Linked DNA regions of Homo sapiens: region 2 is linked to region 1. The links are chromatin contacts, found by Hi-C or POLR2A ChIA-PET in ENCODE. All regions are on one chromosome and are shown on one strand. Each heading gives the region's core, a stretch centred on a gene start or an enhancer-like site at or near the end of the contact. The rest is flanking DNA. Distances are from core to core; before and after follow the strand shown. Region 1 has its middle 84 kb from the start of SMNDC1. Region 2 overlaps RBM20 (RNA binding motif protein 20).

Region 1 (6,272 bases), core at 2,541-5,040:
CAAGTAACTCTGCCAGCTAACATATACTGGGAGACCCCAGGGCCAAGATTGGAACCCAAGCAGTTTACCACCAGACCCCTGGCACAGGTGACCCTGCCTCTTGAGAAATAGTGGTTTTTGATACTGGTGGGAGGGGGGCAAAGGAGAGTCCCCAGGAAGCTGAGCCGCAGGGCAGGCATTCTTGGAAGACTTGAGACCCAGAGTGGGCTCCCTGAGACAGCACAGCCAGGATTTTGGAAAAGTCAAGTGCAGTGGGGATAGTCCTGGAGGGAGAGAGCTTGGCCTGTAGAGTTATATCTGCAGGATAGTAGACTAAGGAAGGACCAAAACCCCGGGGGATGAGGGATTGGGCCTGGCTTGACTGGCCAGTCAGTGCCTCCGGAGAAGCAGCTGTCCACAGAGCTAACCCAGGTGGACCTCACCGCGGCCTGTCACTGGTGCCCCAAAGGTCCCTCGCTCTGTAGGCAAACCTGGTGTTCCAACAAGTTGCAGAGCCTGCACCGGTCTGGAGAGGGCTCCAGGGCTGGGGACCAAAAAGCTATGATCGCCCAGACAGGTCTTTGGAGGAAGAGCTAGAAAGCCCTTGGGTGATGACTGAAAAAAAAAAAAAAAAAAAAAAAAAAATCCCAGCACCATGTTTTTACTTAAGGTTATCCTGAGATTCTGCCATATTAGTACACAGACGCCCTTCTTACGCTTTTCCATAGCTGCATAGTATTCTGGTGTGTGGACATCCCATAATTTATTTAGCCAGATCCATCTTAGTGGACATTTAGGTTGTTTCCTGTCAAGCTGTAGGACGGGTTCCTAGAAATAGCAGTACCAACTAGAAGAGTGCAGGCCTTTATCCTTTCACTGAATGTTGCCACCAAGCCCTCCACAGAATGTTGGGCCAGCTTCTCCTCCCCTACTCGCCAACAGCATCAGCAAACATTTTGGTCTTTCGCAAACAGACAGATGAAATACAGAGTCTCAGCGTAGCTTGAATTCTCATTGCTGTTATTAGGAGGTGGATGAGCACCTTTCTACGTTTAAGAGCCAGTGGTATTTTGTGTGGGGTTTCCATCTGTCCCTTCAAGGAACTCTATTATTTATTTTATTTTTCTTTCTTTTTAGAGATGGGAGCCCTACTCTGTTGACCAGACTGGAGTGCAGTGGTGCCATCACAGCTCACTGTAGCGTTGAACTCCTGAGCTCAAGGGATCCTCCCGCCTCGGCCCTCCAGAGCACTGGGATTACAGGTGGGAGCCATGTTGCACCCACCAAAACTTCTTATTTAAACTCTCTAACCACTGGGTGAGAGTTGTCAGCATTGTCATAGCCCCTGTAAACTATTTAAATGAGAATTGTTTTCCTAAGGACAAAACTTGCCTAAAGTAAGACAAGACTTGAATTAGCTTTGTTTGTTTTGTTTTGAGACAAGGTCTTGCTCTGTTGCCCAGGCTGTAGTGCAGTGACACGAACCTGGTCCACTCCAGTCTCAAACTCCTGGGCTCAAGCAATCCTTCCATCTCCGCCTTCTGAAGACCACAGGTGCACACCGCCATGCTTGGCTAATTTTTAAAACAAATTTTGTAGATGGGGGCCTCCCTATATTGCCCAGGCTGGTCTCAAATTTCTGGGCTCAAGCAATCCTCCTACCTTGGCCTCTCAAAGTGCTGGGATTACAGGCATGAGCCATGGCATCTGGCCAAGTTAGCCTGTTTCTTAATGAAGAAACTGAGACACGAACTGGACAATTAGAACCGAGGTCCTCTCACCTGTTCTTCCAGCTCATCCTTGGGTTTCCCCATCTTAGGAGGAGAAGGCTGGACTAGCGAGACCTTCGGAGTCAGGCCTGCACCACTCAGCAGGTCTCAGCGCTCATGTGTGAGTGACCCACCATGAGGTGAGTTTTAAGCCACATTACTCTTTCCGCTGCTGATTGTCAAGGTGCCATATTGATGGATAAGGAGGCTGGCTTCCAGGTCCCCCAGCAGCAGGAGGGCTGCCCTCACCCATTCACATCACACTCTTTCTTTCTTTTTTTTTTTCCTTTTTGTGGAGAACAAGGTCTCACTATATTGCCCAAGCAGGTCTCGAACTCCTGGGCTCAAGCTATCCTCCCGCCTCTGCCTCCCTAAGAGCTGGGATTACAGGCATGAGCCACCATGCCCAGCCACCACAACTTTCCATCATGAGGGAGAGGAGGGTGGGGTTGCTCTTGTGACTGTGCCCTATGCTGCAATGCTGCCCTTACCAGGTGGATGAGTTGAAGCCGGAGGGGCATCTGCAGACTTGCAGAGTGAAAACAGTACTGTCCAGGACGAGAGGGAAGGTCTGGCTATTGACAATGGACCAATCAGGTTCTCTCCCGGGCCTTTGCCTCTTCATCCACAATATGGCAGCATTGGGCAAGGTCACTGAGCCTTGCTGCTTTAAAATGTGCCTTTCTTTCCCTCAAATCAGGCATGCTCCTTCCCCACTCAGGCCCTTTGCATTTGCTCTTCCCTCTGCCCAGATGTCTTTTCCTCTAGATCTTCACACGCAGACCCCTTCTCATCATTCTGGTTGCAGCCTGAATGTTGTCTCCTCAGAGCAGTCACCTGGAGCTCTGGCTAAAGTCAGCCTCACCCGGTTCATCCCAGTTGAGGTTCGTCACCACTGTCACCAGCTGGAATCATCTGCTTCCTGATTTGCTGCTATGTTTCTGGTCTGTCTTCCCCTGTGAAGGCAGAGCCTCATGGGTGTTGCTCATCATTTCGTCTCAGTGCCTGGTGCAGACAAGGCTGAAGCAAAGCACAAGGGAGGTTCCGAGGCTGCAGGCTCCTCACGCCGAGGAGTCAGCCACCCCCGTGTGCCATGGAAATGCAGGCATGTGAGGCTGTGGTTCTTCAGGAGGGACACAGGGAGCAGCCAGACCTGGGGAAAGATTCAGTGGAATGACCCCCGAAACCTGGCATTTGGGGGCTTCTCTACCCCGGCCAGTCAAGCCTCTGGGACCTGAAGAGCCCCCTCACACTCCTCATGACAACCATGACAACCTCATGACAACTAACAGCAAAGGCAGCGGTTTTTTGAAAATGTGTCTTTTGGTGACCAATCCCAAGGGATCATTCACTTTCTGGCCTGGAGACAAGAAAGGGAAGACCTCCCCCAACACCCCCTTTCCCTGCTACAGGTCACCCAGAGGCATAATGTATAGACCTCCTAAATCCCCTCCCTTATCCCTCTAGACATCTCTCTGGACAGCGCGACAGTGAGTCTGTCCCCCTGGCGGCAGCTGGATCATTAACTGTGAGGTTTATCACGGGTGATAGGATTGAGCTCTGTGCTTCACGTTGTTGTTGGAAGGGAGATAAAAGAGGTCTTGGGAGCCATGAGTCCCCGACTTTCCCTTCTACCCCACTTTCCAGAGCAGCTGGATACAGGGAAAGTCACTCACACACTCCTCCTTGCTGGCCGCTGTGCACATGGTTTTGTCATGCATGTCACCCTAACACCAGATTACTTTCCCCAAGACATGCCAGGATCATTTCTTCTAGCCCAGCTGTGTTCGAACTAGCCCTTCACCAAGTGGTTCAGTTTCCTTGGTGGGGCCTGTATGATTGTGAGGGGCTGGGGGAAGTCTGGAGGCGGGTGTCAGGGAAGTATGAAGCCCAGTTCCTGCCACAAGGTTCACACCCAATGAATGGTCACTGTTATTACACAGGATGGTAGGCTTGTGGTTTGTTTTTTCCCTCTATTCTTTGGTCACTTTTCTATAAGCATATTATTTTTAGAATCAGAAAAAAAAACTCATGAAACAAAAGAAATGTGATGAGTGATTTACAGGGAGCAAAGGGCAGAGAGAGAGAGACAGAAAGAGAGAGAGAGAGACAGATGCTCTTTAGAAACCGTGGCTCTGGGCCCCGGAATTTAATCTGCAGTTAAGGAGGCTGAGAGAGGCAGGTGGGTGCACCCACAGGTCTCCTAACTGAGAACTTCCTGCCTTTGAGCCCACCTACTAGTCCCCAGGTTACAGATCTCAGGGAAACCCCAGGGCTCCCACCCCCTCCACACACACACCCACTCCCAGTCAGGCGGCCTGTGAGCCTGGGTTGGGGCTAACCGGAACCCAGCCAGCCTCTCTCCCACCTTCTACCTTCTGTTCTCAATGCTGTGCCCCTGGGCTGGGGCAGCCTGAGCTAGGTGATGTCGAGCCAGGAACAAGAGCCAAGGACCACAGAACCTGCTTTTGGTTCCACATGTCTCTGCCCCATCTTCCTTTTTCTTTTTCCACCTCGTTTCTTTTTTTTTCTCTTTTCTTTCTCTCTCCCTTCCTTTCCTTTCCCTTGCCTCCCCCATTCCCCTTCCCTTCCTTTTCTTTCTTCCTTCCTTCCTTTCTTTTTCTCTTTCTTTCTTTTTCTTTCTTTCTTTCTCTTTCTTTCTTTCCCTCTCTCTCCCTCCCTTCCTTCCTTCCTCCCTTCCTTCCTCTCTTTCTTTCTTTCTTTCTCTCTTTCTCTCTTTCTTTCTCTCTTTCTCTCTTTCTTTCTTTTTCTTAGAGAAAGGATGTCCCTCTGTTGCCCAGGCTGCAGTGAAGTAGCACAACCATGGCTCACTGTAACCTTGAACTCCTGGGCTCAAGCAATCCTCCTGCCTCAACCTCCTGAGTTGCTGGGACTACAGGTGTGAGCAAATGCACCCGGCACTTTTCTCCTTTTTTATTTTAAATACTTTTAGAGTAATTCCTTTACATAAATTGAACTTCATAAAAAGTTAGAACTTTGCACATTAAAAGACACTATCAACAGAGTGAAAAGACCATCCAAGAATGAGATACAGTATTTGCAAATCATATATCCGATTGGGGATTAATCCAGGATATCTAAAGAACTCTAAAACTCAGTAACAACAAAAACCCAAACAACCCAATTCAAGAAATGAGAAAAGGACTTGAATAGACATTTTTCCAAAAAAGATATACAAATGATATACACATGATATACAAAATGATATACAAATGATATACAAAAAGATATACACATTAAAATATGTTCACATCACTGATCACTAGAGAAATACAAATCAAAACCACAATGAGATACCACTTCGTACTCATTAGGGTAGCTATTATCAAAAAACAAGTAACAAGTATTGGTACGGATGTGGAGAAATTGGTGCCCTTGTGCATTGCCGGTGGGAATGTAAAATGAGGCAACCTCAGTGGAAAACGGTAGGCAGTTTCTCAAAAAATTAAACAGAATAACCATAGGGTCCAGCAATTCCACTTCCAAGTATAAACACAAAAGAATTAGAACAGGGACTCAAACAGATTTTTTTTTCCTTTTCTTGCTTTTCTTTCTTTCTTTCTTTTTTTTTTTTTTTTTTTTGGAGACAGAGTCTCACTCTGTTGCACAGGCTAGAGTGCAGTGGTGCGATCTTGGCTCACTACAACCTCCACCTACCAGGTTCAAGCGATTCTCCTGCCTCAGCCTCTGGGATAGCTGGGACTACAGGCACACTACCACCATACCTGGCTAATTTTTGTATTTTTGATAGAGACAGGGTTTCACCATGTTGGCCAGGCTGGTCTTGAACTCTTGGCCTCAAGTGATCTGCCCAGCCCACCTCGGCCTCCCAAAGTGCTGGGGTTACAGGTGTGAGCCACCGCACCCAGCCTCGAACAGATATTTGTATACTCATGTTCATAACAGTATTATTCACAATAGTAAAGGTGGAAACAACCTAAATGTTCACTGACAAATGAATAAATAAACAAAATGTGATACAATAAACTGGGTTGTTATTGTCTTTCAAAAGAATTCTGATACATGCTGCAACATGGACGGACCTTGAAAACATGCTAAGTGAAATAAGCCAGACACAAAGGGACAAATATTGTGTGATTCCACTTACATTATGTATCTAGAATAGTAAAATTCATAGAGATAGAAAGAATAGTGGTAACCAGGGGCTGTGGGGAGGAGGGAATAGGGAGTTATTGTTTAATGAGTATGGAGTTTCAATTTGGGATGATGAAAACATTCTGGAGCTGGATAGTGGTGGTGATGATTGTACAACAATGTGAATGTTCTTAATGTCACTGAAGTGTACATTTAAAAATGGTTAAAATGGGCTGCGCGGTGGCTCACGCCTGTAATCCCAGCACTTTGCGAGGCAGAGGTGGGTGGATCACCTGAGGTCAGGAGTTCAACACCATCCTGACCAGCATGGTGAAACCTCATCTCTACTAAAAATATAAAAATTAGCCGGGCGTGGTGGCATGTGCCTGTAGTCCCAGCTACTTGGGA
Region 2 (6,272 bases), core at 1,715-4,214, 390 kb before region 1:
TCTATGTAGGCAAGAATACGGAAGGAAGAGGAGAATGGATGGTCAAGAGTCTGATGATAGATTTTGACTTGTGTAGTATTAAGTAGCTGAGCTTTAGAAAAGCAATTAAGCTTAACTCAAAACCGTGGCCACACAGGGCCAACTCTTCCTCCCAGGTTTGTCCATCATACAGCCTGTTCTTGCTAACAAGGCGATAATGAGGTGCCAAGTTGGTTTCCATGACCAGAGTAAGACAAGGTTGGTTTTGTTTTTCCCAGAGAAGTCAGCTCTATTTTCTAAAATTGCATTCTGGGCAGGAGGGAGCTCTTAGTAGAGATTCCCCTTTGCCACTGAAAGGACACGTGAGGAAGGGCTTTCCAACTAGGAAAGCCAGCCATGCTGGGTATTTGCAGGTCAGCCATGGGAAACCTGTCCTTTTCAGAGTATGGCCCAGGTTACAGACGTTAACCCATTCAGATTCCTCAAAAAATAAGAAAACTAACCAGGTTTTCTTCTTAATTTTTGCTTTGACTAGGAAATTTTCATCATTCCCAACTTTAGTCAACCTTGAGTAGAAGTGATTTCACATGAATCATCAGAGCTGAGCACCTGCTTTCATCCAAACACCCTAGACAAAGAAGAAAAAACACATCATACTATTTTTAAAGCCCTAAAATTCTTAGCCTGCAATAGTTAATAACCTGAAATTGAGGTGCATATAGTAGTGATCATATTTCTGAACCAAAAATTGGGGTGCATGATCTGACACCCCTGGAAGCTGGAACTGATGTCTCCTGCTGTCTTCCCACTCCTTAGTTTGTCACTTTTATATCACTCAGCACATCCTGTGCCTTGGGTTAAAAATAATTGCGTGCGTGCCTTTCTACTCCACCAGACATAAGTTCCACAAGAGAAAGGAGTGTGTCTTGGAGAATCTTGTATTTCCTCAGCACACTGCCTCCCACTTTATGGGCACAAAGTAATTGCCGTGAACAAAATGAAGAAGGAAGATAAGGGGTATGGCTCATCAGAATCTGGTGGCTTTGAGGCAATATGGACACCTCTTTTATGAGTACCCAATTCTGTGGAGAAAAACCCACAAACAGCTCAAAAAGGACAATCTAAATACACCCAAGAAGCAAATAAAACTAAACCTACAAGCAGGTACAAAGTCACCTTCCTAGGTCACTATCTACAATTTCCCACTCCAATGCAGGAGCTTCAGTACACTCTTTCTCTGTCTAAGTTCAGGTTTTTAAATTGAGTGGATAATCCCTGCAGTAGGCTGAATAATAAAAATGTTCACATTCTAACCCACAGAGGCTGTGAATATGTTATCTTACATGGTAAAGGGGACTTTGCAGACATGATTGAATTAAAGATCTTGATTATCTGAATTTCTGAATTTAATTTGGTATGCCCAATGTAATCACAAGAGTCCTTCTAAGACGGAAGCAGGAGGATCAGAGTCAGCGAGAAGATATAAGGATGGAAACAGAAGTCAGAGAGGAGAGAAGATGCTTTGCTGCTGGCTTTGAAGATGGAGGAAGGGGCCATGAGCCAAAGAAATGCAGGAAGCCTCTTAGAAACTAGAAAAGACCAGGAAACAGATTGTCCCTTAGAGCCTCCAGAAGGAACTAACACCTTGACCGTAGTCCAGTGAGGCTGGTTTTGGACTTATGGCCTCCAGAACTGTAAGATAATACATGTATGTTATTATAAGCCATTAAATTTGTGGCAATTTGTTACAGCAGCAATAGAAAACCAACACAATTCCCAAGACAATTAGATGCAAAAGTGGCTTCCACTAGAGAGGCGGTGGTAGGTGTAGGGGCTGACTGGACCTTGCTGGTATGAATTGATCCCCCCAGAGTACAGACCATCTGACCAAACATCCAAAGACCCTCTGGGAATGTAGTCAGGGGCCAATTCTGCACAAATAGGGGCCCAAGCAACGTGTCTCAGACCTGGCCAGTCCAAGAACCACATCCCTCTGGCAACAGTGATTGGCTCATGGGGGAACACTCTCGGATACTTTGTTAGAGCTATCAGGCATGATTCTCTGTCATGCCATGGTTGCTAAATTGTTGTTAAGCCATCACTTAATGACAGCCTGCTTGAGAATAAAGCCAACTCAGAAGATGCTGGCCTGAAGACAGAGGTACAGGCAGCTCCTTGATGACTTCCTAGGAATGCCTTGAGCCAGCTTCTCCTGAATCCACCCTGTACTTTGCTGGACATGAAGCAATGCATTTCCTTTATTTGCTTAAAGAAAGCCAACCTACGTAAACCACGGGCATTTAACCATCTTTTAAAGACGGTTCCTGTCTGTGGCCCACATTGACTTGAAGGTTCCTGGTCACCCTCCAGTTTCCTCTGCAGGAGTGGACTGACTGTGAGGACCCAGTAGTTGGAGCTACAGGGTCACTATCATCATCATAGGGAGAAAAGAGGATTAGAAGATAAGGAGTGGGCAACTGCTGAGAGAGGAGGCAGCAGGCATGGGGATGGGATTTGAGGGATCCAAGAGAGTCTTAACATCTGGTTGGTGAACCAGGACTTAAAGGGCTGTGGAATAACAAGGACACAGCTGAAGTGCAGTAGAGTGAATGTGCGTAGATGTATCAGCAGGCTCTCTCCTGGTAATGTCCAGCCATCCAGAAGCAGGAGCCAAGAACCACAGCCCAGAGCATGGTAGTGCCTAAACTCATGCACCGGCCACATCTGCAATAAGCACAATATCTTCCAAGATAACCAGTTCAGGAATTTAAATTCACTTCCAGTGCAACTGGCTGAGTGGTGAATGCGCCATTTCTTCTTTTGTGCTAAAATATAGAAAGTAATCGAGGTGAGAGGGCTGATGACCAGGCAAGAAAATATTTTCTAGGTATGACCACACTATAAAGGTGTGGCCAAATAAATGCAACGCTGAAGGTCAGATCTTTAGAGCAGAGTTGAGAATTTATGATCTTTCCATGTCTTTATGACACATTCTGCTAGTGTCAACACAGGAGAGACTTAAAGCAAAGAGAGGATTAATGTCAACTTAACTAACAAGAACTACATTATAGTTTTCCTTCCTTCTGAACCATTTTTCTTTAAAACATTCCTTATTTATGGTATTTTGGTGGGAATTTCTTTTTAATATTTATCTTTCCTAGATCAAAAATTCTCAACTCTGCTATAATGCTTTCAGAAGCTAGGTCAGAATATGAACTAGAGAGGGACATTCCTGAATGTCAGGTTACAAAGGTGACAATGACAACACAACAGTCATATTGGGGCTAAAGTTCAAACTCTAGCTAGTGATCACACTTTAAGAGTGAGCTGAGGCCTTACAGACAATTTAGTTTAACTCACTCATTCTACAGACAAAAACAAAACAAAACAAACAAAAAGAAAACAACAAAAAACAAACAAACAAAAAACCGCAAAAGCCAATGAAGTTGGCGTCCTCTGTGAAACCGCCTAAGTCACACACCGAGACAGAGAAGAGCTGGGACTGGAATGCAGGCTGCCTCTGTCCTCAGGGCTGATGGAGGTAGCTGTGGTCGGATACACGCCTATCAACATATACCAGATGAATTCTCTCTTTGCAAGGAGAAGATGAGGCCACACACCTTTTGGATAGTGCTCTTTCTTGATAACAATAGGGCTGCTGGGTCTTCACTAGCTTGGCCTCTGTGACTAATTTCGAGACTACTGGGTCAATGCTGCTATTCTGTGTTTGGGCCTTAGCCATGACATTACCATATGATGATTCATATCACCATGACACCTCTTGGAATGATTCATAACAGCAATATAATCCTATCATCTCTCTTTTGTTTTGTGTTTTTCAGTTGGTGTGTTAATGAGTGTTCTCACTTCATTAGCTGTCTCATCTCCAGAACAGCCATATGGACAGCTAAGTCAAATATGACCATTTCCAGTCTATAGTAAGAAGACTGAGACCAAGAAAGATCAGATGAACCGTGTGAGGTCATCCAGTGAATAAGGGACTTGACTGGGACTTGAAGGAGGGTTTTTAAACTGTAAGGCCAATATTCTATCCTCTGTTTACACGTTCATTAAAGGGAGCTCCAAAAACCACATTTCTGGGCCTACTTCCTTTGGGCCAGTTAAACATGAGTTTGGGTTAGTTAAACATGAGTTTAACTAACATGTTTGGTATCAGATCCCCGGGCTTTCAGTCCACTGTGCTCCGTACGTCGCTTATCAGGCAGAGCACAGTCTCAGAACCAGGGGACTATGCAGTCACAATGGGGCAGCTGGTGGGTTTAGAACTGACACGAGAGGCCTGCCTTTCATGCTGGACTTATTAGAACGGCTCAAAACCTGCCAAAGAGAACTGATCCTGCAGCAAATGCAGAGAAAATGATACACATTCTGCTAGTGTCATCACAGGAAAGACTTAAAGCAGAGGATTAATGTCAACTTAACTAACGAGTCCCATAGTATAGTTTTCTTTCCATCCTTCTGAACCATTTTTATTTCTTTGAAAATATTCTTTATTTTTATAAAATGAGGGTATGGTATTATAGGTGAGAATTTATTTTTAATATCCATATTTGGTTTTTTTTGAAAATTTTAAAATACAGAAATATGAAGAGGAAAACAAACACTTATGAATTCAGTGCCCATTATCCAAAATGAATAAATGCTACTGTAATGGTCATTTTGCTTCAAAATTTTTTAATAAAAGAATATTTGACAGATAAAGCTGAAGCCCCCTTTGAGACTCTGCTAAGTTCAATCCCACCTTCATCTCCCCAGTGACATCCACATGTGGTGTGTCTATCTGTCTGTGTATCTGCCTGTATCTATATATAGAAAAAAAGCAGGAAAATAAGGGATTTTTCCACATGTGTGCATTTATAAAATAGTGCCTAGGACTGATATCAACAAAATTTCTCCTTAAGAACAAATGCATAACCTACCAAGTTTCCTCTAACACACTGAAGACTGAGAATAGCGCAATGGAGTGCAAAATCAGGAAGCTAGAAATCAGAAGACCTGGGCCTGGCCCAACAGCCCTTATTCACTCCCTGTGGGATCCTAGGTCAGTTAGTTTCCCTGGATCTCAGGGAGTTCTTTTTTTTGTAAAATGAGAAAGCTGGATGAAAGGATCTCTAAGGTCCCTTCACCTTTGAAATCTGATAACTCTAAGGTTTAATTTCCTCATCTGTCAAATGGAGATCGTAATGTCTGTTCCACTCACTGTAAAGATCAAACGTGATGTGCAGGTGCTCTGGAAAATATGATAATTATATTAACTATCATTATCATTGCTCACAAATTCAGCTATTTCTGCACCTGGCCACTCCTGGGAGTGCTTTTAAAGAAACCATTGTTATATATACAGTCATGTGCTGCTTAACAATAGAGACATGTCTTGAGAAATGTGTTGTTAGGCAATTTTGTCATGCGAACATCATAGAGTGTACATACACACCTAGGCTATATGATATACCCTATTGCTCCTAGGCTACAAACTTGCACAGCATGTTCCTGTACTGAATGCTGGAGGCAACTGGAACACAATGGTGAGTATTTGTGCATATCTAAATATGTTTAAACCTAGACAAGTACAGTAAAAATGCAGTATTATAATCTTATGGGACCACCATTGTATATGCCATCTGTTATTGACCAGAACATCATTATGCGACCCGCGACTGTATATGGCTTCGTTCAGAGGCATGTGTTGCAGGCCAGACAGCATGAAATAATTTCATTCTCTCTAACCTTGTTCTGTTAGGCAGTCAGTTCAGCACGGAGGCTCTCTTACCTATATCCCTGAAGATTTAGTAAATGAAATACCAAAAATACTTTATTATAAAATTCTCTCATCTACAAAGACATTTCCCAGATGGACCCACAGCTTTCAGAGTGAAATGTGGCTCAAATCCATTTAGGACAGGAGTTGGTTTGTCGGAGATGCAATTATTAAGAAAATCCACAATGGGCAAAAATTAATTGGTTTTGTGCAGTCTCAAATTGAGGAAGCTGGTTTGACTTCTGGGGTTAGGGGAAATCTTTCCATTTTCTCGGTAACATAAGATCTGGTGACCTCTCAACTGAGAAACTTTTCTTGGGAACATCTGAGTCTTTTGTAATGGAAAAATGAGCTTTTCGAAATGTATATTTTAAAACTGCTATGCAAAGCATTTGGTTTCTCTAAGAAACCAAATTGCTAATGTTTATACACACAAAGAAATACATAGGGATTTATAGATCAATCCTGGCCCAGTGATAGAAAATGTACACACAAGCATTGATGCCTTGGCATA

What was found. A loop is a pair of places that touch in the nucleus more often than their neighbours do. ChIA-PET counts read pairs that join two places held with the same protein, here RNA polymerase II (POLR2A). Pooled maps may share reads with other maps.
Region 2: a loop to region 1 is called in a pooled map, with 7 times the contacts of the local background. The contact joins two enhancer-like sites. A Hi-C loop is called at or near these places in 1 of 37 single-sample maps with no recorded cell type and 3 of 50 pooled maps. POLR2A ChIA-PET finds 5 or more read pairs at or near these places in 1 of 52 experiments (activated T-cell).

What each region holds. Positions count from the first base shown.
Region 1 is chr10:110,385,894-110,392,165 of GRCh38, reverse strand. No RefSeq gene overlaps it. Among named protein-coding and RNA genes, the nearest start is that of SMNDC1, 84 kb to the right of the region's middle. RefSeq lists enhancers at 3,304-3,373, 3,384-3,543, 3,594-3,873. Within about 2 kb of position 3,790, at least 3 of the 41 ENCODE cell types and tissues checked have a DNase peak (open chromatin) inside an H3K27ac peak, as active enhancers do.
Region 2 is chr10:110,771,788-110,778,059 of GRCh38, reverse strand. All of the region lies in intron 1 of RBM20 (RNA binding motif protein 20), which reads right to left. Among named protein-coding and RNA genes, the nearest start is that of PDCD4-AS1, 96 kb to the left of the region's middle. RefSeq lists enhancers at 3,298-3,487, 2,378-3,577. Within about 2 kb of position 2,964, at least 4 of the 41 ENCODE cell types and tissues checked have a DNase peak (open chromatin) inside an H3K27ac peak, as active enhancers do.